Regions from separate parts of the Mus musculus genome. Here regions 1, 2 and 3 are each linked to region 4. Evidence: chromatin loops called from intact Hi-C (ENCODE). Cell type or tissue: heart. All regions are shown on one strand. Each heading gives the region's core, and the rest is flanking DNA. Links, peaks and the distances in the headings are about the cores only.

Region 1 (5,000 bases), core at 1-5,000, 54 kb after region 4:
AAGTTAGGTACCCAGGCTTGTTCCTTTCCTGTGGAACAGAGCAGGGCTGGAGGCCCACATCCTGGGGAACATAATGTTTTATCCCATAGGGAGCTTGAGGCCAGTACTGGCTTTGTGGGGACATTTGTTGTCCCACAGGCCATGTGTACCCAGCCAGGTACAGATAGAAAAGCCTGGTCCTTCCAGAGCCCCCCTCCCCATCCTATTGAGAGACTCAGGTGACTGGAAGGGAGTGAGAGCATCCAGGAAGCAGAGGAACAAACAGCTGGCAGAGCAGGGAACAGGTGAGGGGCAGCAGAGCGCAGCAGGTAGTGGAAGAGAAGCCAAATGACAGGCGTCACAAGTCCAGACCCACCCTCCCCAAGCTCACTGCTGACACTGTCCTACGCAGACCCCGGGCCACTTCTTGCACATGGCATTCTATCTCCCCTCCCAAAAGAGTAAACAGGAGTACCTACCCCAGGTGCCAATCCCTCAGGTGGGGTGGGCGAGACGCTGTCCCCACCACCTTGGCTGCGGGCGCTGAGCTGGGGCGACATGGTGGGTGACTCGTCGATGTACGGCATGGTCTCCGAGCCCTCGGGGGGCCCCTTCTGCTCCTCATGCCCCTCTGCGTCGTAGTCCTCCGCACCGTAGCTGAAGTCTGAGACAAGGAACAAGAAAGGCCACTGAGAGTCTTCCACCAGGGCTGCCAGGGACTGGTAGCGCAGTGGGCGCCGGCGGCGGCCCCCGGCTGCCATGGCCCCTGCTGCACCATGCACCCTGGGCCAGGGCAGGGGCTGTACAGCCAGGCTTGGGGAGGGGGGTGGGAGCTCCAGCAGGCACAGGCTCTGCTGAGTCCGTCAGAGGCTGCTGGGAGTCGGGGAGGAGCGGTTCTGCTGTCTCCACCCGCCTAATAGCATGTCAGCTGCGTATGTGGGGCTGTGTTTCCTTTGCCTCCTGCCTAATTCCACGTCTAAAAATTAACAGTGGGAGCGGGAGGCAGGACGATTCCAACTCCTCTCTCTGAGTCACCATTTTGCTTTTTATAGGGAATAAGGAGGTGGGGGCGGGCCAAGCGATGTCACTTCCTCCGTCCCTCCTCCTTGGGTACCATTGTACACTGAGCTCAATCCGTAGGGAGTGAACAGGGCAAATTTTGGGTAGAGAGGGCCCAGAAAGTGGGCCCTAGGAGGCCCTCGGTCCTCTGAATGCGGCCCTGCATGCAGGACAGAGCCCAAGGCAGGCAGGCGTGGGAGAGAGGGTTGTGCCCAGGCCTGGCAGGGACTTGGTGAGCAGCAGGCTCCTCAAAAGCCAGCATTTATGTCTATAATTCCAACACGGCTTCCTCCAGAGCAGGCAGGAGGGAAGGTACCGGGTATTAACCCCTCAGTGTTCCTAGCACCACACCAGGGCCAGTGCCCACGCAGACACCCTCCTGGGGGCTGTAGGGAAGGCAACCATGGAACAGGGTGGTACCTCTAGGCTTTGCCAAGAGTTATAGGACAGCCTCACTAAGCTGCAGGCATCATTCTTAGCCAGCGACTGGCCGGGAGGGCTGGGTGTTGCTGTTTCCAACATGTCAGAGTACAGGTTACAGCAAGCAAGGTGGAAGGTTCCTCTGTCTTGAGCCTTGGTTCTGGAAGGGAATCATCGATGAGGAGAGGCCAGGGATACAGCCTCTGGAGGACCAGAAGTAGCTGGTACCACAGAGGAATGCCAAGAAGGAAAACCCTGGGAACACGGGACTTGCTGAAAACAGTCGTATGGCTCCTGAACCCTGGCAAGGCCTAGTTTTGGGACTGTGGCCAGTATGTTATAGGAGCCTGGCCGAGTCTGTTCCATTATCTGTTCAGACATCACTTCCTCCAGGATGTTCCCCGGGGAACCCAGTTTATAGTACCAACAGCACATGGCCTCCTTGATGTATAGCAGGCTCTTGGGAAGCTGGGGTGGCAGACTGAAAAAAATGGAGGGATGCACCGTCCACCTCAGGCCTGAGGTCTAACCCAGGCAGGTCCCAGTGAGTCAAGCTCTCTGTGGAGCCCTGGCTCCTCCTTCTCTGTCACAACACACGGGCCCACAGGCAGCCAGAAGCCTGAGAATGGTGTCACCAGGTCACTGGGGCGCCAGGCCATGGCTATACTCAGTCCAATCTGTCTGTTGGCAGTTGATAGCCTCCCCTGGGCTCTCGGCACCTGCTACTGCTGACTTCCTCTCCCAGGGCTCAGCTGATGCCCATTAAGCTGTCTGGGGACACAGGATGTATTTCCTCAGGAAAGACATATGCATGAAGAGTCACAGACCTCTCTACTCTTCCAGGGGCTCTGGGTCTCCCTGGTCATGCTGAAGCTAAGGGTATGGAATAATGAATTATGGTGGACCTTGTCTTAGCCAACTTCTAGACTGATCTGTATCATGCATTACAGAAATGAACGGACTACCCAAAGGCATGGTTCACAGAAGACCAAAAGGAAGATGGCTTGGCTCGCCTCTAATGCAATTTCCTTGCATCTCTCACAGGAAAGGAAGGTCTCTGCCAGCCTTTCCTCTGGTGTGCACTCCATCTAAGCACCTCTCCAAAGCAGTTCTCACAGATGAGGTCCCTGAGCCTCACACATCTGCCTGAGACCGTGGGGAGGCTCTAACCTGGGTCTGTCTAAGTCTTTGAGGACGGTCCTGTCCCTTCTGTATCTCACTCCAAAGAAATACCAGCACCCTGCCTTTGGCCCTCCTCATGGGACATGTTAGCCAATGAGGGGAGCACAGGGTACGGACATGAGGACTGGCAGAGCGCCCCCTGCCAGCATTCCTAGGTAGTTCCTTTCTTGTTCCTGCTGGGAGTCTGGAACAGTTCTACTGGGAGAAGAGATACAGAAAAAGAAGTGGAGAGCAACCCTCTAGGAAAGGCTGAAAAGGAGCTCCACTGGGCACACACAGGCTTTGGTCCATGAAGGCCTCAGATGGGAACACTAAGTGGACGTGGCCAGGAGGTGATGGCAGTGAGCACAGGGCAACTTCCGAGCCAATGGGATCATTCCTTATCTTAGCAGGGATCTGAGGTACACAGACGCATTCACCAGAATCTACCGACTCTTAGTATGGTTAAGCTTTATGCAGTTCATCAAATACTGAACTCTTGTTAACGACATGCCAGCCTGAAGGAGAATCGTCTGCAATATAAAATAGAAGGAGGAATGGCATGGGGAGATGCATAGATGTGGAAGGGAGTCGCCATGGGAAAGTGGTCATTACAGACTCTAGCTAACAGTAAGTGGACTGTTCAGTGTGCCATAGATACTCTCAAATATTCTCCATGTCTGATAGTTCTCATAATAAAAAGATGGGGGTGGGGATAGTGTTGTCTGGGCTTTGTGTTCTCTCTCCCTCTCTTTCCCTCTCTCTCTCTCCCCCTCTCTCCCTCTCTCTTCCTCTCTCTCTCTCTCCCTCCCCCCTCCCTCCATCCACAGAGAGGTCTGGGCAGCATATCTGTCTCTGATTATTTCTTTCCTAGACACACACATCTTCCAGTCCCTATTTTTTTAAAACCTGTGTTTAGTTCAGATGACAGGAGACTTCCAAGTCTCTCCAGACTCCCCCTTCCCACTCTCAATGAAATCTCCTCAAACCCCCATCTTGCCAATTTTCTTCCCAGAGCAGCTAAGCTACAACCCAACTGAAGACCCCACAGTTCCCCGCTAACTTCAATGGTACGACCAGCCTAAACTTATCAGCTGAAGAATCTCTGCATGGGCTTGTGTCTTCCTGCCCAGGAGTGTCAGATCATCTCCAGACTCCTTCAGTTGTCTGAATAGATAGCCAAAGAGTCTAACCCTAAGCCCTGGTACCTCTAAATAGGAAATTATTTGTTTAAAAAAAAAGATACTTGAAGATGCCATCAAGTTGAGGATCTCAAAATAAAATCATCTTGGATGAAAACCCATAGGTGCTGAATCCCGTCAAGTCCTTAGGAATCAGAAGGGGAGATACAGAGAAGGTCCCGAGAACGTGAGCAGCACTGGGAGAAGCAAACAAGAATTTGACCCCTGAAGTCTGAAGGGCTTCCCAGCAGGCCTCGGTCTGGGGCCTGTAATTTCCAGACTGTGAGACAGCTTTTTGTGGCTTTAAGCCACCAACTTTTATGATAATGTATATGGCAAGGAAGCCCCACCCCACCCCACCCCACCCCACTGCATCTGCTGCTCTGGTGCCTAAGATCCTCTCCTCAGCCCTTTGTCCATCAGTGAGACCCTCCTTAACATGGCTTTGAGGAAAGCCAGCTAGCTGTACCCTCTCCTATGTGTTCCTCACATGATACCCAGATAAAGCACTTTTACAAGCTGGTGAGAAAAAGATAATTATGTCATATTCTAATGAGCAAGAGAAAGAAGAAGAAAACTTAAAATAGAAGAGCAAATGGCCAGAGATACGCCTTTTAAAGGTTAACCTCACTACAATCAAAGAAAATGCAAACCACTTTCCCTTTCCCCTTGGTGCAATTTTCCTATCAAATTAACAAGAACATAAAAATAATGGTAGGCTTCTTGTCTAGGATGCGTGAGGCCCTGAGGGTGAAGGCCAGCACCACAAAATGATAGTATTAATTAATAAAGCCTAAGGCTGTAAAGGAACATTCTCAGAGCTCCTGGAAGGTGTATTTAACTACCACAACCTTGCTCAGTTTATCTGGTAAATGGTACAAGAAATTTTAGTAATCACCACAGCTTGAACCCAGCATAATTCAAAACTGTGCCCTAAGATAATAATATGCAATTAGTTATAAATACTCATGGAAATATATTTGCATAAGGCTAGAGAGTTGGCTCAGTGGTTAAGAGTGCTGACTGCTCTTCCAGAGGGCCTGGGTTTGATTCCTGGCAACCACATGGTGGCTCACAACCATTCCAGTTCCAGGGATCTGACACCTTCTTCTGGCCTCTGTAGGCACCAGGCATGCACATGGTACACAGACATTCATGCAGACAAAACATCCTTACAAGGCCAAGTATGGTGGCACATAC
Region 2 (8,231 bases), core at 1,822-6,821, 120 kb after region 4:
GTTTGAATGAGTATGGCCCCCACAGGCTCATATAGTCCAATACTTGCTCCTTGAAATTGTTTGGGAAGGATTAGAGAGTATGGTCTTACTAGAGGAGGTGTGTCATGGAGGGCTAATCTTGAGATTTAGAAAGCTAAGGCTAAAGGCCTGTGTTACCAAGCACAGCTCTTTTCTAGGTTTTGTGAATTTTCCACATGGAAAAACTAAGGCACAGCTCACTGACCCAACCACATAGTGTGGGCTGGGATCCTATGCATGCCACCTCGCTGTCAGCTGACTGATAACCCAAGTCACTGAAGGTCCCTGGAAATCTTTTCTGATCCGAAAATGCAAGACCATCTGCTAGGAAGCCCTTGCAGTTTTGTCCCATAACCATCTGCCCACCTCATGTGTAACAGTTTCTCCCAAGACTGAAACATTCCATCCTGCTAGGAAGCTCCTTAAGCAGGAAGGAAAACAACTTTACAACCCTTTCAGGAAGTTCCAGAAACCAACAAGACTCACTAGGCCCCTCCTTGCCAGAATAAGCAACAAGATCTGAGAATTCCCCTCAGACAGAAGGAAGACTCAGACCTGTCCAGCTAGAAGTTGAAGCCAACTGAGCTGCAAGAAGAGATTTAGACCAGAGTCATTTGGAAAGGACACTCCCATCTTTTGAGCTCCCTGCAAGCTGTGCATACTCCAGGTTTCCCAGCTCTGTGAGTTGTCACCCCTGCTGAGGTGGTCCTTGATGATGCAGCTGTCTTCGAGTCATTGCTACTCCTGTAAATAACCCCCAATAAAACCTATTGGATCACCAAGTTGGATTTTGATGGTATCTATCTATACTTTAGTTCCCTGTCTCAGGTGAATAATGTGTGTTGTGTCTCACAGGAAAAGTTTTATCACACAACAACACTTCTGACCCGCTGTCTTGGGAAAGGGTAGTTACTTCAAGAATCACATCACACAGATTGATTCTAAGCCTGTTTACAGAGATAAGTGGGTGGGTCTTGGAGCACTTGGGTGAATTGAGACTAACAAAAGCCCCCAGTTAGATTAAGGGACACTGAGGGCAGAGAAAGGTTGCGAAAGATCCTAACTCACACATACACTCTGGGAACTAAGGAGTTAAAGAGGCATCCTTCTTTGTAGTTTGCCCAAAGCCTGCTAACCTAAAGTGCTCTCTACTCCAGCTATCAGCCCCAATCTGTCAGAGCAGCAGGGAGGTATACTTGTGACAGGACCTCTCCCCCCCAACACACACACCCCGATTCAGCTAAGTGTCTGGATGTACAGATGGGTGGAGCACTCCAAGACACTGATCAGCATTCGATGCACCACTTCTGCCAAGCCCCTAGTAACCATTCTCTGTCCAGCCCTAAGGGCCAACACTCTCCATATCCCTAACCTGTGCACTCAGCTTATCCTGCCCCCCTCATCCCCATCTCCATGGTTACCTGCCTGCTCCTCCCCCATCACAGGATTTAAGGTTAGTTACGCAGCCTTGAGTTGAGAGGCTCAGTGGAAGAGAGATAAATCCCATTCTGAAGACCAGCAGCTCCCCCCTTTATTCATTCTCAGGGTTGTACTACTCATTGCCTCTCTAACAACCAGCTCTCAAGTCTACCAACTACTTAGCCAGGATGCAAAATCAGTGATGTTACCTATATCGCCATTCTCCTTCCTTTCTCATATTAGCAACACAGCTTTGCTGTGCACCACAGGAAGGACCCAAAAGTCTCTGATCACCCAGTGGCCACTGCTAGCAAAACAAACGAAAGTGTCTCTATTGCTGGGGCCAACCAGGAAGCATCAGTGTAGGTAAACTTCCAAAAGTGCTATTATAGCAATGTGAACTCACACATAACCAGGTATATGCCAAAAGCTCAGCTGACTGTCATTCAAAAATGCATGTTAAGCCAGGTGTTGCTGTGTATGCACACCTGTGATTCCAGTCTCTCAGAAAGAAGGCTGAGGCAGGGGTTCAAATCCGCCCCCCCCCAAAAAAAAGCTGAGGAGAGGAAACTGCAGTTGGGATGTAATACATGAGAATAAACTAATAAAATACAGATGATGGGTTGGAGAGACAGTGATTTTCCAGAAAACCCAAGTTTGATTTCTAGCATCCACATGCCAACTCAAACCATTTGCAACTTCAGTTTCCAGGGAATCTGACACCCTCTTCTGGCCTCTGCAGTTGCTAGACACATACACAATGCACAGATATACATGCAGGCAAAACACTCATACGATAAAATAAAAATATTTTAAAGTGCATAGAGTCATAGAAATTAAAAATAGTTAACCCTGATTGGTGCCTAACTGCCAGGTGCTGCTCAATATGCTTTACAAAGTTCACCTGGCCTGACCCTAACAGCAAGCAAGCAAGATAGGAGCTATGTTAGCTCCATTTCACAGGTAAAGAAATGGAGGCACAGAAAGGCTAAGCCACTGGCCAGCCAGCAGATGGTAACACTTGAAAATGAATCAAGTCCACGTGGGTAGTGCTATACTGGCCTAGGAAGGAACAAATAAATAAAGGAAGCATTAAACCCAGAAAAGGAGAAATTGGAGCTACACGAAAAGGCAAGATAGTGCCATTCCAGAACTCCCAGGGGGCACCAATAAGTAAACAAAAAGAGAACTGTTTGCCACACAAAACCACATCTACTACAACAGGTCAGATGACCCCTCAGACAAGCTGAAAAGCAATCCGATGACTGTGTTAGGCCAGGTCCCTAGCCCTCTGCCTACCTGCCTAAGGCCAGACTCAGGCTTTTCCAACTTTAGTTTTCACAGGTGCAGAAGGTAGATTAGGTAGATGACCTCCAGATATCTTATTAGCCCTGAAAGACTGTAAACTTGGCTTTCTCAGAGACCCAGAGAGAGGTAGCCTGTTTTTTCTGTTTCCTGGTGTGTACTTGTATGTGTGTGGTTGGACTTTTTTGTTTGTTTTTTGTTTTGTTTTCATTCTCACTATGTAGCCCTGGCTGGTCTTGAACTCACTATGTAGGCCTGGCTGGTCTTGAACTCACAGAGAACTGCTGGGATTAGAGGCATGTGTGTCACCATGCCTGGCAAGTAGCCTGCTTTCAAACCCTATTTCATTCCCTTTTCCTAGGTAGAGCAAAGTAGCATTTACTGTTCTCAAAATTCATCTTCAGTTCTGAGGTCTGGAAAGAAGAAAATTCCTCGAGCCATGGAAGGGCTCAGCGGGTACAGTGCTCACTACCAAGCCTGAGAACATCATGAGTTTTATCCTTGGGACTCACATGGTAGGCAGCAGACTCTCCATAAGTTGTCCTCTGATCTCTCCTGACCTCCACATATGTGCTGTGGCACTCATGCCCCACCCCCCACCCCCGACATAATAAATGAATAAATGTAAATTTAAAACAATTTAAGTAGAAAATTCCCCAGGCCAGGCATCCCATGAGTTGCCTGTCAGAGATGGCTTGGTCCAAGATTCTGTCCTTTATTCTCTTTCTTTACACCCTCTTAGCTTTTCCAGCAGACAGATCTACAGACAACAGAAACTACCATCACACACACACACCCCAACCCCATCTCATTTCCCTGTGGATGTTTTGTCAGCTTGAGTCATGGTAAAGGTCTGTACCCCTGACAAGATGTAGACAGAGAACTACATTCACACTCTTGATGCATACCAGGACAATACCCAAGGACAGACAGCGGCAGTGACACACCACACACACATTTCCCAGGCCCTATGCACAGTCAGGCACCAGAAAGAGCACGGTAGAGCAGCTGGCTTAGATGAGGCTAATCAAAAGCAATTTGAGGAGGAGACCTTCTCAAATGACCATCAACTAACCATTTTCAGCCCTCACTACCCAAGGGTCAACAGGAGACTTTTCCTACAGTCAATAAGAAGACTCTACCCCAGAGTCTAGAGCCCCCTCCCTCAATCTACTTACCTCTGAGTCCCCATCAGTATTTGGAAAGATGCCACCCGAAGAAGACACAAGAATTCTCAAATCCCAATGACCCCAGACATCAAATTCAAAGGCTCCAATCTCCTTAGTTCCAAGGCAACAGAATCAAGTCCCGCAGAGGCCAGCGCTCACAGGCCGGCTCTCTGTGCTTCTGTGGTCCTCACTGCCCCGAAGCTGGCTGCACTTCCTACTCTTTCAGCCAGAGTTCTGCAGATGCATCCCAGCTCCAACCCTGCTCTGCCAGGAGCTCTGACGCCACCCTCCTCCTGGCTGGCCCAGTCCCCTCAGGCTCAGGAACAGTTGCAGCAACTAAGAGCCATGGAAGAGATGGAATCAAAACCCAGGAAGGCAAAGACAAAGAAGCCACTGACCCTGGACAGTGGTGCTTGCCGTGGTAGAGTCTTGTTCTACAGATTCAAGGGTCCAGTCCGAGGCTATGTGGCGGTGTTTCTTTAAGCATCAGGCCTCTTTTAAGGCAACTTCTCTCTGCAGTCAATTCCTGTTACTACTGGTCCTGCGGCAGAGAACAGGAACTCTCGGGCGCCATCTGGTGGCCAGAGTGGCACCTCAGCCACACAAGGTGTTCTAGATAGGCAGCCTCCAAGGACTTGGACTCAAATCTCAGCTTTCCACCAGGCTTTATCTAGGGCTGCAGGTAACCATTGTGAGCAAAGTCTGAGAAAGCCAGGAGAAACAAGAATAGAGTGGGCAGAATACTCTCCCGTCAGACAAACCTTCCAGGAACATTTTTTTAAGAGTAGTTTTTATTTTTACTTATGTATATGCTTAAGTATCTATGTGAAAGGGTGTGGTGTGTGTGTGTGTGCATGTGTGTGCTGGGAACTGAACCCAGGTCTGAAAGAGCAACAAGTGCCCTTAACTGATAAGTCATCTCCCGGCCCCTCCAGTAACATAGTTTTTGTTTTTGTTTGTTTGGGTTTTTTGTTTGTTTGTTTGTTTGTTTGTATTTGTTTTTTGAGCTAGGATTCCTTTGAGTATCCTTGGCTATCCTGGCACTCACTCTATAGACCAGGGTAGCCTTGAACTCACAGAGATCTGCCTGCCTCTGTCTCCCAAGTGTGTCACCCAAGTCCAGTCTCCTCCAGTAACATCTTCAATGAAGAGATTTCCATACCTCCCTGCTTGCCAGCTACCGGAGCCTGAGATGCAGCTGAACATAACCTTGTCCTCTCAGTACAAGACAGTGGTTCTTAACTGGGAATTGAGTAACTGCCACTGAAAGGTGTAGCTGTCACTGTCATACCAAAGAGGGTTTTGTTGTTACCGTTCTTGTTTTCTTTGGTTTTTGAGACAGGGTTTCTCTGTGTAACAGCCCTGGTTGTCCTAGAACTCACTTTGTAAACCAATCTGGCCTCTAAATCTGAGAGATCTCCTTGCCTCTGCTCGTGGCTCAGATCCTAACGGAGGGGGAAGTGAAGAAGAACGAGACAGGTAGCAAATCAGTAAAAGTGGTCAAGGATCTGTTGGTTTGAGCGGCCCCAGGCTCATTAGGCTGATGCCATACACCTGATGCTCTCACGGAAGTCTCCCTGCATCTCAAAGCCACAGACAGCATGCTGTAAGAGAATTCGCACATACCATTTCCCCTTTTATAAGGCTCACTTACAGCAGTATCTGGAGAAAGGCACATTTTTCTCCACCACCACCCCATCTCTCTTTTCAGCAACATTAGGGACCAAACCCTGGATCTTGGGCATGCTAAGCAGGTGTTCTTCCACTGAGCTATACAACCCTAACACCCATTATTATTTTTCATAACCTGTCAGGCCCTGTGGCCTGTCCTGCATACCCCTTTGGATCACTTCACATGCACACACACACACACACACACACACACACACACACACACACCACTTCCTGCTCCTTCCTGCAGTTGCCTGTACTTAATCTTTTTTTTTTTTAAAGAATGAAAGATTTATTTATTTTATGTATTATGACTACACTGTAGCTGTCTTCAGGCACACCAGAAGAGGGCATCCGATCCCATTACAGATGGTTGTGAGCTACCATATGGTTGCTGGGATTTGAACTCAGGACCTCTGCAAGAGCAGCCAGTGCTCTTAACCAGTGAGCCATTTCTCCAGCCCCTTGCCTGGACTTCTTGCACAGGTTGATATAGCTGGTGTGCTAGGGTTTTACTGCTGTCAACAGACACCATGACCAAGGCAACACTTATAAGGACAACATTTAATTGAGGTTGGCGTATAGGTTCAGAGGTTCAGTCCATAATCATCAAGGCAGGAGCATAACAGCATCCAGGTAGGAATGGTTCAGGAGAAGCTGAGAGTTCTACATCTTCATCTGAAGGCTGCTAGCAGAATACTCGCTTCCAGGCAGCTAGGATGAGGGTCTGATAGCCCACACCCACAGTGACACACCTATTCCACAGGGCCACACCTTCTAATCCTGCCACTCCCTGAGCCACGCAAATACAAACCATCACAGCTGGTTAAAATGTTCCGTCCGAAGCGCAGTAGAGTTGGCTTAATGCTTAAGAACACTTGTTGCGGGCTGGAGAGATGGCTCAGTGGGTAAGAGCACTCCACTGCTCTTCCGAAGGTCTAAAGTTCAAATCCCAGCAACCACATGGTGGCTCACAACCATCTGTAATGAGATCTGACGCCCCATTCTGGAGTGTCTGAAGTCGTCAGCTACAGTGTACTTAAATATAATAAAAATAAATAAATCTTAAAAAAGAAAGAACACTTGTTGCTCTTGCAGAGGGCCTGGCTTCAGTTCCTAGCACACACATGCTGGTTTACAAATATCTGACCCATGGGATCTGATATCCCCTCTTCTGACCTCTGTGGCACCAAGCAGACAAACATACAGGCAAAACACCCATACACATAAAATAAAATACATCTTTAAATAAAGTTAAAGAAAATGTCCTGTCCCTATCCTGGCATGGTGGTACATATCCACTATTGCTTCATATGAGAGGCTGAAACCAGAAGACCATAATAAGCACAAGGCCAGTCTGACTGACATAAGACCCTGTCTCAGGAAAACAAACCCCAACACTGCTCCTCCACTCTGCCTGAGCATCTCCTACTTACATTATGGTGTTAAACTGAAATACCACTGTTTCCAAGGGGCTTTTCCTAACAACTGAGCCAGAGAGACCTGCTTCTCTCTCTCCAATTCTTTAGTGCTCTTAAAAAAAAACATTCAGAGCCTGGAGAGACGGTTCAGACGTTAAGAGCACTGGCTGTTCTTCCAGAGGACCCAGATTTGGCATCCAGCACCCACATGGTGGCTCACCATCATCTGTAACTCCAGTTCCAAAGGATCCAGCACCCTCTTCTGGCCTCCAGGCGCACCAGGCACACATGGTATCAAGACATAACACAGGCATAACTCCCATATGCATAAAATAAAGACTTTTTTTTTTTAATTAAGACCATTCGGGGCTATCTCTTGCTAGACAGTGAGTTCTCTTTTCAGCAAACCCTAGCATGTTGTGCAAATGATGGACCGAACGAATGAATGGTTCCTGGCTACTAAGAACCTGGAATTAAGCAGTATAGATATTTAGCTATCTGGGTTCCAGCAACTGGAAATAGATTGTCTGGGCTTGATGGTTGACATGTGGCCACATCCTTTGAAATGACTCCAGGGGAACCTAAAATCAGATTTGGGGCAGGACAATAGCTGCTCTAATTATTCTCTCACTGCTCACACGAAGCCCCAACTAAGAACTCCCCAATGCACAGCCTCCCTTGCTAAGCAGCCAACATCCTATGCTGTACTCTTTTTCACCCAATCAGGTTCCAACATAGAAATAAAATAGAAACCTAGAAAAGATTCAGCCCACTAAGGGAATTTCCGTTTCTGAAGCCGTAGCCCGGAGTCCTTCTCCTAGACCTGTCCCAAATTTGCAAGGCAATTTGGTTTTGGAATAGGGAAGTGAACTGTTGCTTTCATGGAAGAACACAGCCTCTGGAGGCAGCCCGCTTGGCCTGAAACCTCTACTCTCTGTAGGGTGGAAACCCTGGGAATCTGTGAAAGAAGATTCAGGTTGCTAGGGTGATGTTGACCGCTTTGCCCCGGCCAGAGCCGGAAGCCTCCCAGAGTTGACTTGATAATGTACTCATATCTCTTGAAGCCCTCTAACCAGGAGGACTGGAGACCTGCTTTTCATTTCTATAATGGGAGAAGTTGTGGAAGCTGCTTCTGGCCTCCTGCCCACTCAAGGACCTCGTTTAAGAGGGTCTACAGGCAGTCTGATTAACAGTGGGAGGACTGGGCTAAGGAAACCTTCTGTAATGC
Region 3 (8,231 bases), core at 1,822-6,821, 190 kb after region 4:
CACGGCAAAACACCATGACTGTTGGCAACTTACAGAATAAAATGTTTAATTGTGGGGTGGGGAGTGCTTACAGTTTCAGAGGGTTAGTCCCTGATCTTCATGTTGGAAGCATGGCAGCAGGCAGGCATGGTGCAGGAGCAGTAGTTGAGAGCTTACCTCTTGATCTGCAGGCCGTAGGCAGAGAGAAAGCCGGAGCCTGGCATGGGCTTCTGAAATCTCACAGCCCACCCCCAGTCACACACCTCCTCCATCAAGGCCCATATGTAATCTACCAACTGGGAACCAAACATTCAAATATATGAGCCTATGGGGGCTGTCTTAGTTAGGGTTTCTATTGCTGTGAAGAGACACCATGACCATGGCAACTCTTATAAAGGAAAACATTTCATTGGGGCTGGCTTATGGTTTCAGAGGTCTAGTCCATTATCGTCATAGCAGGAACCCTGGTGGCATGTAAGCAGGCATGGTGCTGGTAAAGCACCATGCTGAGAGTTCTACATCTGGATCCGCAGGAAGAAAATGACACACTGGACCTGGCTTGAGCCCTTAGACCTCAAGCTGTCCTCCAGTGACACACTTCCTCCAGTGACACACTTCCTCCAGCAACATCACACTTACTCCAATACAGCCACACCTCGAAATAGTGCCACTCCCTGTGTGCTTGTGGGGCCATACTCATTCAAACCACCACAGTCTCCCCTATGCAGTCCCAGCTGGCCTAGAGCTCATGCTGTAGATCAATATGGTCTCAAAATCGTAGAAAGTCCCTTGCCTCTACCTCCCAAGTGCTGAGATTAAAAGTGGGAGCTACCATGTCCAGTTTTCTTTTAAAAAAATATTTTTGTTATTTATTGATTTGTGTGTGTGTGTGTGTGTGTGTGAGTGTATTTATTTCTGTGTTATGTTCACACGTGTGTGTGTGCCTGTGGAAGCCAAAGAGGTCACCAAATTCCCTAGAGTTGGAGTTTCAGGGAATTGTTACCACCTGATGTGGATGCTGGGAACTGAATCTGGTTCTCTGTAAGAGCAACAAGAACTCTAACCACTGAGCCATCTCTCTAGCCTCTTTCTTCCTTTCTTTTTTTAATTTTAAATTTTATGCACTTATTTACTTTGCATTGGGCATGCTCCCTGCTGTCTACTACCCTCCTTTTTTGTGTCCCTTTTTCTTCCTTCTTTAGTCCCATTCCCCCTAGACAGCACCACTTCAGTAGCTATATAAAATAAAACAAAGTACAAATGAGAGAAAAATGTTGTCTGAGACAGTGATTATTCACTAATATGATTACCTCTGGTTCCATTTTCCTGCAAAGAACAGAACTCCCTTTTTCTAACTATTTATTTTATATATGTGAGTACATTGTCACTGTCTTCAGACACACCAGAAGAATGCATTGGATCCCATTACAGATGGTTGTGAGCCACCATGTGGTTGCTGGGAATTTAACTCAAGACCTCTGGAAGAGCAGTCAGTGCTCTTAACCACTGAGCCATCTCTCCAGCCCCAGAATAGAACTCTTTATCTCACCTCTGCTTTTAATCTTGCAGTTCCTTGGGTCTGATGTTGTCATTCATAGTCATTAAAAATTTTAAACATATTTATTTATATAATTTATTTAGTGTGTGTGTGTGTCCGTCCCTGTACCTGTGCCGTGGTGAGCATTTGGTGGTGGTCAGATAAGTGTATGTGTGTGTGCGTGTGTGTGTGTGTCCGTCCCTGTACCTGTGCCGTGGCGAGCATTTGGTGGTGGTCAGAGGATAATTATTGAGAGTCTATTCTTTCCTTCCACTGTGTGGGTACTGGGAATTGAACTCAGATCATTAGACATGGTGGCAAAGGTGACCATGAATTTAGCTGAGGTAGGCCTTGAACTCACAATCTTCCTGCCCCTGTTTCTGAGTACTGAGGGTACAGACATGTGCAACTATATCTGACATACTTTAGAACCGTATCCAAATTTCTGGAAAAAGTGATGACATGTCCTCTGGTCACCAAAGTGAATTCCCAACCTTTCACACATAGAAAAGACTTTGGTAACTATCTAGGTGGGCTGTGATATAGCTCAGTGGGAGAGCACTTGCCCCGCACACACAAGGTCCTAGGTTCGAATTACAGCAATGCAAAATCAATAACAATAACTAACAACAACAAAAAAAATCAACCAAAAGTGAAACAAAACAGCAAATAAGTTAGTATACAATGACCAAAGTTGGAAGTGATGACATGGTGACAGTGCAGTTTACTGTGATGCGCCATCCTCGGATTCCTCAGATAAACGCAATACAAAGACCCTAAATTACTTAGAATATTCTGTGGTATAACATGCATTGGGGGTTCGTTTGTGCTTTGTGTGTGTGTGTGGCTGCTGTTAATTAGTGAGGTAAGTGACAGTCATAGTGTCATAGCCTTCACTGAGTTTGGTACCAGTTCTGTGCTCAGGTGGCTTTTCCTCTGTAGTCTGTAACATTTTAAGCAGTCCTTCCTATTGCATTCTTTTCAGAGGTTTGATAGAATTGCTCTGTGAACCATCCAGTGAGTGGTTTAATTGTGTTCCTCGGGACCCTTGCTGGGGGCTATGGTGAGGAGACGCAGACTACAAATGACAGATAGTATTTGATTCACATCAGTGCACACAGCTGTAGCTGGTGTAATTGTGTGGTTGGAAAACGACGTCAGCCACAAAAGCAAAGCATTTAGTTGGGGTAAAATTTCAATACTCTGAAATCGTCAAGATCAAATTATTGGGTTTGTTGTTGCAAGAGTGAAGGGAGGAAAAATCACGGTGGCCTTTTCTTTGATTCATTTCACGTTCCAGCCCTGTTCAGAAGCCATAGTTTTGCATCATCAAATCATTTCCAGGACATCTATTCTGCCCTAGCAATGAGTCTGAGTTGCTTCGGGCCACAGTGATAGCCCTACCTCCCATCCCAAAGTGCCTCTGTAGGACCTGACATTTGTTTATCTGAAAGCAATGCCTGTCTGCTGGCGGCGTTGCCTATGCTGTTGGCCCTCACAGGGAACAGGCATCTTTCTTTACTGCTCCTGTAAGCAGCTATTATGCATAAAGATGAAAGCAAAAGCAAGCACCAGGCCTACCCTCGGATTCTGCAGCATCAAACCAGCAAGCAGGGGGATTGTTATGATTTCAACGCCATCCTGGAATAGAGTGTGAGGCCCTGTCTCAACTGAACCAAACCAAAGAAACTCCAACAAACACCACCAATTCCAAAAGCCCGCCTTTAGAATACAAACTGCCCGTCAGTGGGCTGTTTTCTCATTTCCTCCTTGTGAGACAACTAGACTCAGACAAACCCCGATGTCCAATCAGCGTGACCTTGGCAAGGTGGTCCTGTTTCATAGGAAGGATCGGATGTAGAGCGTAAGCTGGGGCTTCAAGTAATAGAACCCGAGGAAAGGTTGGGAGTCAAGTTCTGTGGTTGAATTTCAGGGGTGGGGGTGTTAGTCCAGCCAGCCAGCAACCTTCCTGTGTGGCGGGCGTGAAATTAACTGCCAACCCAGAGGAAGCTGGAAATTCAAGTTGCCCAGATTCATGTCTGCCTTCTACTGATTACAGTCTCTTTGAGGACAGGAACTGTGCCTTTTATGTCTGCTTCCCCAGTGCAGAGAGCTTGCTCAGTGCAGAGAGAGAGAGAGACAGAGACAGAGAGAGACAGAGAGAGAGAGACAGAGAGAGAGACAGAGAGAGAGAGACAGAGAGAGAGAGACAGAGAGAGAGACAGAGAGAGAGAGAAGAGCCTAAACTTGAATTTACATGAGTTACATGACTGCACTCATTTGTGCATTGAGTATTTCTGGGGTGTTTGTATCAAACGCTGTGCTGATTCCTGGAGACAGAGAACAGAAGATGCTCCTAGTAGCTGTGCCCGTGGGGTTTTTGATCCATGACAGGACACGGTAATGAAGTCTAAGGGAGATTGGAGGAGGAACAGTGGACAAGAGCTCATGTCAGACTGGGGAGAGGCACCCCGCCTGCTGTCAATGGGGTCTGCAGAACATAGAGCAACTGGAAGGAAGGCTTTCGGATCTGGAAGTCTTAGAAGTAGCTTAGATACCCTTGGTGGTGAAGCGAGCAGCGAGGAGCTGCTTTTAAGTAAAAAGATGAAAATAGTCGGAGCATGTGCCTCCGCGGCCTCTGATAGTCCGAGAGACCAAATGTGTGCAGAGATCGGCTTCCTTGCTGACAGCAGAGACAGAAGAAACACAGCGGGAGAGGAGAGCCATGCTGCTGGGCTCTCACAGATGGTCTAATGTGTCGTCCTGTAGCGGAGAGCGTCTAAAAACCGGCGGTGACGCGCCCTCTGCTGGACTAAGGCCGTTCTGCAACCAGCGGACTCTGTAAAGCTAGGTTGGACAGCGACAGGAAGGAAGCTCAAATCCAAACAGCATCGTCATATTATCCCTGCTGGTTCCTCCCAAAGACCAACTCAAACTCCCCAAAGGCTTACGTCTACATAGACAGATCCAGTATCTCGCTCCCCTAACCACCCGCAACTTCCCTACCGCCCAAGAACACAAACTTATAAGGAATGAATGATGGGTTAAAACTCCTCACTGTACTGGCCAAAATCATGATCTCCTTTAGTTTCTCAGTACCAGTATTGGACGCGCTCTTTGGAAAATACTGAACTAACTGGTTTGAGGAGCAGTCAGTAGTATTTATGAATATTCGTAAGGCTCTGGGTTCCATCCCCAACACCAAAGAGAGAGAGAGAGAGAGAGAGAGAGAGAGAGAGAGAGAGAGAGAGAATCTGCGTGACTTTATATAGACTTTGTAAGTGCTGGGGATGGAACTTGGGGACTCACAAGGCAAATGTTCTAATGCTAAGCCATAGCCAAGCATGATTATCTTTTCCTTGATTTATTATTTTGGGCGTTGGGGGTGGAACCCAGGGCCTTCAGCATGCTGAGAGTTGCTGTACTGCTGAGCTAGACCTCGGCCCTTTCACCCCCATTTTCTGCAGTAATGAGAAATGGATAATGATGCAGACAGCTGCAACGGCAAGGTCCATATCTTACTTATTGGCATCTCTGTTCCCAGGATTTTCTTAAAAGGTTTTAACGCCCGCCCCCCCCCCCCACTAATCTCTTCTAAACAGTGGTAATTATAAATCCCCAACAAAAACCCAGAGGCTTGTGTGCCTCTCTCAGGCTTTTCATTTTAATAGATCCACTAATTAAAAGGTATAATTTAACAAATAATGACCTAATCATCTCACTCTGAAATCAGACGGAAACCCACTACTAAAATGTTGGACTGGGTAGCGATAATGGATCCGGGCTCAATTCAGCCCCCTGCTGGGTCCAGCCTGGCCCTCTTCCAGCTGCCTTTGATTAGCTGCAATGGTTTTCCAAGCCATTTAGAGCACACCCACTAGAGAGAGGAGAAGTGAGCAATTTAAGGGGCTAAGTGGTTTTTTGGACCCACTCCCACTGCTGACAGCACAAGACAGAATGCTTACCCCTTCCTCACCCTTAGTCACCGTCACTTGGTCAATCCCGTTTTCTCCCCTTCCTTCTCTGCCCCCTGCGGGGAGAACGCTGCTTGAGCAGTGGGAAGCAGGAAGGGGTTGTGGCAAGGAAGAATAGCCACGAAACCAGGTGATGCCCCTCGTATCCAACATCGGAAGTGGTTAATGAAACAACAATAAGTCAGGAAGGCAAGATTGCTTCCCACCTACCCCACCCCCTCCGTTCGCTGGGAATAGGGCATCTGTGCCAGGTTAAAAATAGCCTTGTGTTCTGAAACCTCCCCCGCTGCCCGAGCTCACGCCAGTCTCCTGTGCCACCCAGGGCTCAGAAGGAACTCATTCTGCATGGCAGGAGAGCCTCAAAGGCTGGCCCCTTTCTGGAGTCCTAAGGAGACTGGGGACTTTGAAGACAGCAGGGAGTGGCAAAGGCTCCCTCGTGCGGCTGAGGCAGGAACTGCTAGATGAGACCCAGGAGGATACAAGGCCTTGTAGGGCTTGTAGGGTTTTGGGAGCAGTGTGCCTGCTCGAGGAAGCAGTTTCCAAGTCTTGCTCCGTTGTTCTGGTTTCCTTTCTGATCTTGTGATAAAACTCTCTGACCAAAAGCAACCTAAGGGCTTATTTCATCTTACATATATATGCAAGTCACAAGTCCTTCGTTGAGGGAAGTCAAGGCAGGAACCTGAAGTGGGGACTGTTTGCTAGTCCATGAAATACTACCTCTGACAAGGATATGAACTCATGGCCCAAGAAAGTACAGCAGGAGCCATGACAGATGCTACTTCCTAATTGGCCGACATGTGGTCTCATGCCTAGTTAGCTTTTATATATATATATATATATATATATATATATATATATATATATATATATATATAAAACCACCTGCCTAGGGCTGGTGCTGCCCACAGTGGGCTGGGCCCTCCTGCATTGATTAATAATAAAACATTCTCCCACCATCAGATCTAGACAGTTCCTCAGCTGAGGCTCCCCTCTTAAATGACTCTGTGTCAAGTCATGACTGTGTCAAGATGACAGTGGAAGCCAACTAGGACAGTTGTATTCCTATCCCCATGAGCATAGCTTGAAAAGCTACCTCCATTCATTTGTGGGGTTCAAGAAGGACACTAGCCTATCGGGTGGTGGACCACACCTTTAATCCCAGCATTCCTGAGAGGTGGCTTAGTGGATCTCAGAGTCCTCCTCCTTGCAAAGCTGTTAGTTTCTGAGGGGCCACAGCCAGTCTCCCTTCACTCTGTTGTGTGTCTGCTCTGTGGCTGTGAAGATAGTGGTCCTGAGACCCAGGCCTGTATTAGATTTTCATCATTGTAGTAAAACACCTGAGATGGGCTTGCTTTATAAAGGAAAGAGGTTTATAGGGCTGGGGAGATGGCTCAGTGATGAAGAGTTTTGCTGATCTTATAGAAGACGTGAGTTTAGTTCCCAGGACACACACTAGCAGGCTCACAATTGCTGTAACCCCACCTCCAGGGGACCCGATGCCTTCTTCTGGCTTCCAGGAGCATCAGCACACTGTGGCACACATCCACACACATCCATATACATAAATAAAAATCGATTTTAAAAATAGAGAAAAGAAGTTTACAGGCCTAGCAATGCTGACACCTTGGGGAAGGGCAGGCTCAGGAGACAGAGGCCAGTGTAGGGCTGCATGAGTCTCTCTGTCTTGGAAAGTCAAAACTAGGGCTGATAAGATGGCTTCATGGTAAAACATGCTTGCCTCTTGTAGTTGTTTCAATATGTTTGGCCCAGGAAGTGGCACCATTGGGAGATGTGGCCTTGTTGGAGGACATGTGTCACTATGGAGGAAGAACTCTGAGGTAATATATATGCTCAAGCTCTGCCCAGTGTGAGACACAGTAGTCCTCTCCTTGTAGAGCACTCAGCTCCTTCCCAGCACCGTGTCTGCCTGCGTGCCGCCATGCTCCCCGCCATGGTGATAGTAGACTAAAACCTCGGAATCTGTCAGCCAGCCCCAGTTAAATGTTTACCTTTATAAGAGTTGCCTTGGTCATGGTGTCTCTTCACAGCAATGGAAACTATGCAGACCTGATGACCAGAGGTCCATCCCCAGAGTGACTTAAAAGCCGACTGTGGGGGCTGGAAGGATGGCTCAGTGGTTAGAGCACTTGTTGTTGCAGAGGACCCAGATTTGATTCCCAGAACCCACATGGAGGCTCACCACCTCCTCGGGCATCAGGCACACAGGTGGTGCACAGGCCTACATGTAGGCAAAACACTCATACACATAAAATAATAATAATAATAATAATAATAAAATAAAGAACCCAACAACAAAACAGCTGTGGAGGCACACATCTTGAGTCCCAGGGCTCCTCTCTAGAAAGGCGGGAGATGAGAGAATCACCTTGGAAGCTCTCAGGTCAGCCGCGCTGCAGTAAACAGCAAACGCACAGAAATAAGAGAGCAGACCCTGCCTCCAGCCAGCAAGGTGGGAGTGCAGAACTGATTTCCACACGTTTTCCTCGGACCTCCATATCCGCTGCGTGACCCGAGACTGCCTGTATTCCTGTGCTCATATTCGTATATTCACACCTGTTTATAAATTAAATATAACAGCTGGCCATACTGGCACACACCTTTAATCCCTGCACTCAGGTGGCAGAGGCAAGTGGATCTTTGTGAGTTCAAGACCAGCCTGGTCTACATAGAGTTCCAAACAAATAGGGGGGTCACTGACAGAAAGAGAGGGGCTGCTTGGG
Region 4 (5,000 bases), core at 1-5,000:
AGGAAGCTGAGCTTCAGAAAGGTTAGAAAGCTTGCCCAGCATCACAGAGTGATCACAAGATCTGAGTTTGAGTTTCGGCGTCTGTGGATCTAAAGGAAAGGCTTGGAGGAGACAAATGGCGAAGGCGACTTCCCTGCCGAGAGGAGCTGGCTTCTAGCTTTCGAAGGCAAGTCTCACAACTCAGGCCTGTTGGCAGGACCCCAGCATGGGGAGATCAGAGCTGAGCAGTTGAGGAAAGAGGGTCCTGCATAGTGGAACCTCAGGGACTTGCTATGAAAGATGGACAGTGGTCACACAACTTCTTCCCGAGGAGGCACTTACTGGCTGACTGTTTAAAGCCCTTGGCAGAGTGGACGATGACATGAAGGAAGCCGTACAGTCCTGGAGACTCATCATCTGCAAGAGAGCAAGAGGAGGCTAGAGGTGTTGGAGACTCACCAGCTCTTCCACCCTGGGCTGGCAGGAGCTAGAGCGCAGACAGGGGTCTGTGGTCCACAGCACCACCTGCTGGCCAGTGGGACACAAGTCCATTGCTCACTGTTTTCCCACAGTGTGTGCAGCTCTAGGTAAGAAGGTATCCTTTCTGCTCAGACTGGGAGATAGAACAAATGTCTTAGGCTGGGCATTCAGTATCTTCCTCTCTCTGATCACGGCTTACTCCAAGGCTGCCCTCCTCTGCCTAATCCTTCAAAATGAAAACAGACTAATTTGAATCACTTTGTTCTAATAGGAAAGGCAAGGCTCTGAGGGAAGCCTTGTATGGGACACAAAGGTCCCCAGGCGAGCCTGAAGAAATCTGGCTTTCGAAAGTCCTTTCATGGCCTGAATGGTGGCACATGCTGTAATCCCAGCACTATCGAGAAGGCAGAGAAAGGAAGATTAGGAGGTCCCAGAGCAGATGCCATTCCATACCAGGGGAGCTGATTCTGGCCAGTCTCTAGCCTCACCTCAGCTCTCCAGCTCAGAAGCCTTCTCTAGGCCCCTGGGATCACGGCACCACTGCCAAACTCCCTTGCTTAGCATTTAAAGCCTACCAAATCTCTTTCCTGAAACCCCTGGCTGGCCTGATTTCTCATATCCCTCTCTAGTCTACCTAATGTCTCATCTTTCCCTGGTAAGCCCTTGCCCTATCCTGCAGCCTTCTTCTGTTCTGGTCGGGTGAGTTCCAGCATCATCTCCAGAATGCAGACTTTTTACTCAAACTGGATAGGGGCCAAGGAACCTGAGCCCTGGAGAGAGTATGTCCCATTTACAATCTCTGTATATCTGGCAAGAGGACAGTTTCAGCCACATTGGGCAGTGAGATCAGCCACCAGCAGCTATGCCTAGCCTCTTTGGTCTCTGTAGAAGACCCCTGGGAATGCTCTGGGAACCTGGACCTGCTGGCTGGGCAGCCTGGAGTTCCAAATCTTACCATCTTTATTGCTGGTGACAGGAATGTTGTGCACAGTCCTAAGCTTGAAACAGGATCCCGTGAGCACCTGGAGCTCCACAGAGCTCAGGACAAAGGCCTGGAGATCTGTGGGGGAAGCCGAGAGCAGAGGGAGCTTCATTATAGGTTCGAGAACCTACTGGTATCCTTGCAGACGCTTCAGGAAATCAGCTTAGTGTCTAGTGTTGGAGTCGGTTCTTTGGGCGAAGGGTAAGTCCTGCAGGTATTCACATGAGCACAGCTGTGGGTGTCGTCAGAGGTAAGAGATATATGCAAAGAGGCTCATGTGTGTGAGTGGGAAGTAAGGAGTGGAAGGACACCCAACCTAGGACCATAGATAGCCTGTCATGAATTCACTGTGTGGCTTAATTGGACCTCAACAGAGAGTAACACCCCAAGAGTGCCACCTCCCTGGCATCTTAAGGAGACTATGAGGGCTAAAGAGAGCCACTGGAGGTAACAAGCTTGGAAAGACACAAGGTCCTTGATGCCAAGAACACCTTCAGAGCAGTACGGAACCAGGCAGGACTTTACCCTTCTTCTGTAGCTTCTGAATCGCTTCTCTCCACTCCGACCTCTCATAGTCAGAAGACAGAAGAAACAGGTAACTCTGGAGGGAGGGAGAAGCAAGAGTTCAGTGCAGTGGCCACAGCTAGAAAGTCACACCCTCACCCTCTAGGTGCCCCATCCAAGCCCAATCAGGCCCTCAGAAACTGAAGGAGGAGGCAGTTAGGGTGGGGGCTGTCCTTTTTAGGAAGCCAGGTAACGAGTGGCGGTGGCAGTGCCAATGGCGGCCAGCAGAGGGCAGTAGCTTACTACAGCTGGAAGAGCATATCCAGGACTGTAGCTGAGGACTGGGAAATGGGGTTTCCATCCCCTGCCCCTGATTCCCATGGGTCAGTGCCAGAAGCCACAGGGAGTGGGCAACCTTGTGCTAAGGGAACAGGTGGCCCTCCGCCCCACTCCTCCTGACCTTTCCATTCCGATTGTGTATCCGGAAAGGGATCGTTGGGGAATTGAGCAGCAGTAAGAACTCATTCTCAAACATCTTCTTTTTGAGGCGCTCAATGGCTCGGCTCTGTCCTTTGTTGGCTTTCTGCAGGAGATGAGACATGGCTGTTTCCCCTCCTCCGAAGTTCATATCTCACTCAGCTGTGCTAAGCACGGCGTTCTCCTGTGTGCTAATCAGGCTCTCATTTGCTATAGTTCATGCGGTACTGGTATCTAGGGCCCAGATTTGCACCTCCCAAGAGCCAGCTAATTCCTAACTAACCCTCCTGCGAGCATACCATTCACATGCAACTAACCCAAGGCCCCTCTACAGACACCCACAAGCAGGCCAGACAATTAGACCACCCAACCCCCAGAGCCCCGCCCCCCAACAGTACTGGAACTACCCCAGTCCTACACACTTCCTGTCTGCTTCACCATAGAAACCCCAATGACCTAACAAGTCCTGAGGCTTTCAAGCAGCCATGCGGAAGGTAGTAAGGCTTCCCCATCACGCAATCACCGCTACTAGAAACCGTCAGACACCTTTCAGGACAGAGCCCCAGCTGTGTGTGGTGTGCATGCATGCGTTCATATATGTGTGAGCGCTCGTGTGTAGGCTCAAAGGTGATGATGGAATCGCCCTTGATCCCCCTTCCACCTTATTTTTTGAGGTAGGGTCTCCCAATCAAACCTAGAGTGCACTGACAGGGCTTAGTCTCAATAGCCAACTTGGTCTGGGGTTCCAAGTGCTGGGATGACAGGATGGCCACCCCACCCAGCCAGTGTTCACATGGGTCCTTTTTATCTGACCTGTGGCTTCTTACTTGCATGGCAAGCACTTTAAACACTGAGCCATCTCCCCAGTCCTTAACGTGTAAGTCTGGCAAAACTCTAACAAACCTCACAGCCAGCTCTGTGGCAGTGGCTCGCACATCCTGTTGGAAGAAGCTAACAAGTTTCTCAGAAGCAGCTCTAACTGAATGCACACAGCTGCAGAGACACAGGGAAGTAATGTGGACTGTAAACCCCGCTTCCTACAGGGAACGAACCAGGAACAATCCAAATACCAGGTACATGCTCGGCGGTTGAGCAGAAAATAGCTGCTAAAGGGGATCTGACGATCCAGAACTCTAGGTGTAGTTCTGTGTGAAGCTTAAAAAGTACCAGAACAGGACAGGACATGTGCTCTGGTTACACACACACACACACACACACACACACACACACACACACACACTCACTCACTCACTCACTTCAAGTTGTTAACCATGTAAGGTGGCTGATAATCACTCTTGCACTGTCTACTAAAGTTGTAAACATCTATTACATTGATGACTAGATAAAATGAGTTTTAAACATTATCAGTGTAGCCAGCAAGGTGGCTCAGAGGGTAAACTGAGGGAGTCGGGTTTTTTTTCTTCCATCGTGTAGGCCTGGGGACTGAACCCAGGTCCTCAGGTTTGGTGGCAAGTGCTTTTACCCACCATGACACCTCACCTTCCCCAAGCCACTGCTTTTGAACAGAGGTGTAAGGCTACACATTCTCTTCAGACAGCGCTTTGGCCTCATCCCATGAGCTTAGAGTTGTAGTACTTTTCCTTCCTTCCTTCCTTCCTTTCTTTCCCTCCCTCCCTCCCTTCCTTCCTTCCCTTCCTTCCCTTCTTTCCTTCCCTTCCTTTTTTTTTTTTTTTTTTTTTTGGTTTTACGAGACAGGGTTTCTCTGTATAGCCCTGGCTGTCCTGGAACTCACTCTGTAGACCAGGCTGGCCTCGAACTCAAAAATCCACCTGCCTCTGCCTCCCAAGTGCTGAGATTAAAGGCATAGTTTTCATTTCTTTTTATTTTTATTTTTTTAGTATAAAATAAAGTTTATTTTGGGACATGAGAAGGGGGATTAAGAAGGGAGTAAAAGAGAGAGTACAGAAACCAGAGAAACAGAGGAGAGAGAAAATAGTCCTTTCGGGAATACATGGGGGGCGGGGGGAGGAATGAGAGATTGATTTTCATTTCTTATGCACTTTCTAAATAGCTTTCCCTTTTTATTTTGAGTCCCCCTCCTTAAAATACTAACTTTCTAGTTTACTTTGTATAATTTCTCTACAGTGAAGTCTGTGAATATGACCCACAGGCTATCAGGTTTTTAAAAAGCTTAGAGATTCACTCTGTGGACCAACATAGACCTACCTGTGGCCGTTGTGTGTGACAAGACTCTGATTTACTTCTTAGCACATGCTTTGGCCAACTGCTGTACCCGGGTCCCCCCTCCCTGTTTAGTTCCCTTTAGACGTGTCAGTTTCTCACAAGGCCTCCTGTGTGTGCTTTTTCTCAAGAGAGCCTCTCTCATTCCTCCTCTCTCGCTTCCCCTTTCTGTAGTGTGCAATACACGCGGTTACTGAGGAAACATTCCATATTTAACGTCCTCGGCCCCCCTCAGCACTTACACAAGCAAGGGCTGCCATTCTTGCATCCTCCCTCCCCTAACACACCTGTAAGCCTGCAGCCCGCCTCTCTCCACCTCCCTTAGGACACCCAGTTCAAAACCGCCCCGGGCCATGGCTTACCTCCTTCTGGATCT

Evidence for each region. Hi-C counts contacts between places; a loop is a spot of excess contacts. Peaks named below come from ENCODE experiments on the same cell type or tissue, not always from the same donor. Only the 100,000 strongest peaks of a DNase experiment are listed, where the experiment ranks them.
Region 1: it touches region 4 in a loop (2.9-fold over the local background); 5 of 42 quality-filtered maps call a loop at or near these places.
Region 2: a loop joins it to region 4, with 8 times the contacts of the local background. A loop is called at or near these places in 14 of 42 quality-filtered maps.
Region 3: it touches region 4 in a loop (3-fold over the local background); 14 of 42 quality-filtered maps call a loop at or near these places.

Annotation. Positions count from the first base shown.
Region 1 is chr11:76,508,430-76,513,429 of GRCm38, forward strand. Abr (active BCR-related gene) reads right to left here. Exons shown (of 23, transcript NM_198895.2): 2 at 459-643. It also overlaps the pseudogene Gm12341. Among named protein-coding and RNA genes, the nearest start is that of Abr, 60 kb to the right of the region's middle. In heart, for the core only: a CTCF peak has its summit at 2,780; DNase peaks (open chromatin) are centred at 622 and 2,102; H3K27ac peaks cover 1,837 bases.
Region 2 is chr11:76,573,587-76,581,817 of GRCm38, forward strand. It overlaps a transcript of Abr not described here. Among named protein-coding and RNA genes, the nearest start is that of Abr, 6.3 kb to the left of the region's middle. In heart, for the core only: a CTCF peak has its summit at 4,491 (motif pointing left); DNase peaks (open chromatin) are centred at 4,215 and 4,445.
Region 3 is chr11:76,641,851-76,650,081 of GRCm38, forward strand. All of the region lies in intron 1 of Gm46288 (a long non-coding RNA gene), which reads left to right. Among named protein-coding and RNA genes, the nearest start is that of Gm46288, 19 kb to the left of the region's middle. In heart, for the core only: CTCF peaks have their summits at 4,328 (motif pointing left) and 5,931; DNase peaks (open chromatin) are centred at 4,311 and 5,821; H3K4me3 peaks cover 1,191 bases; H3K27me3 peaks cover 697 bases.
Region 4 is chr11:76,454,195-76,459,194 of GRCm38, forward strand. Abr (active BCR-related gene) reads right to left here. Exons shown (of 23, transcript NM_198895.2): 10 at 4,987-5,000; 11 at 2,406-2,528; 12 at 1,967-2,042; 13 at 1,415-1,519; 14 at 322-396. Among named protein-coding and RNA genes, the nearest start is that of Timm22, 50 kb to the left of the region's middle. In heart, for the core only: no CTCF peak of the experiment used is centred there; DNase peaks (open chromatin) are centred at 457 and 2,237.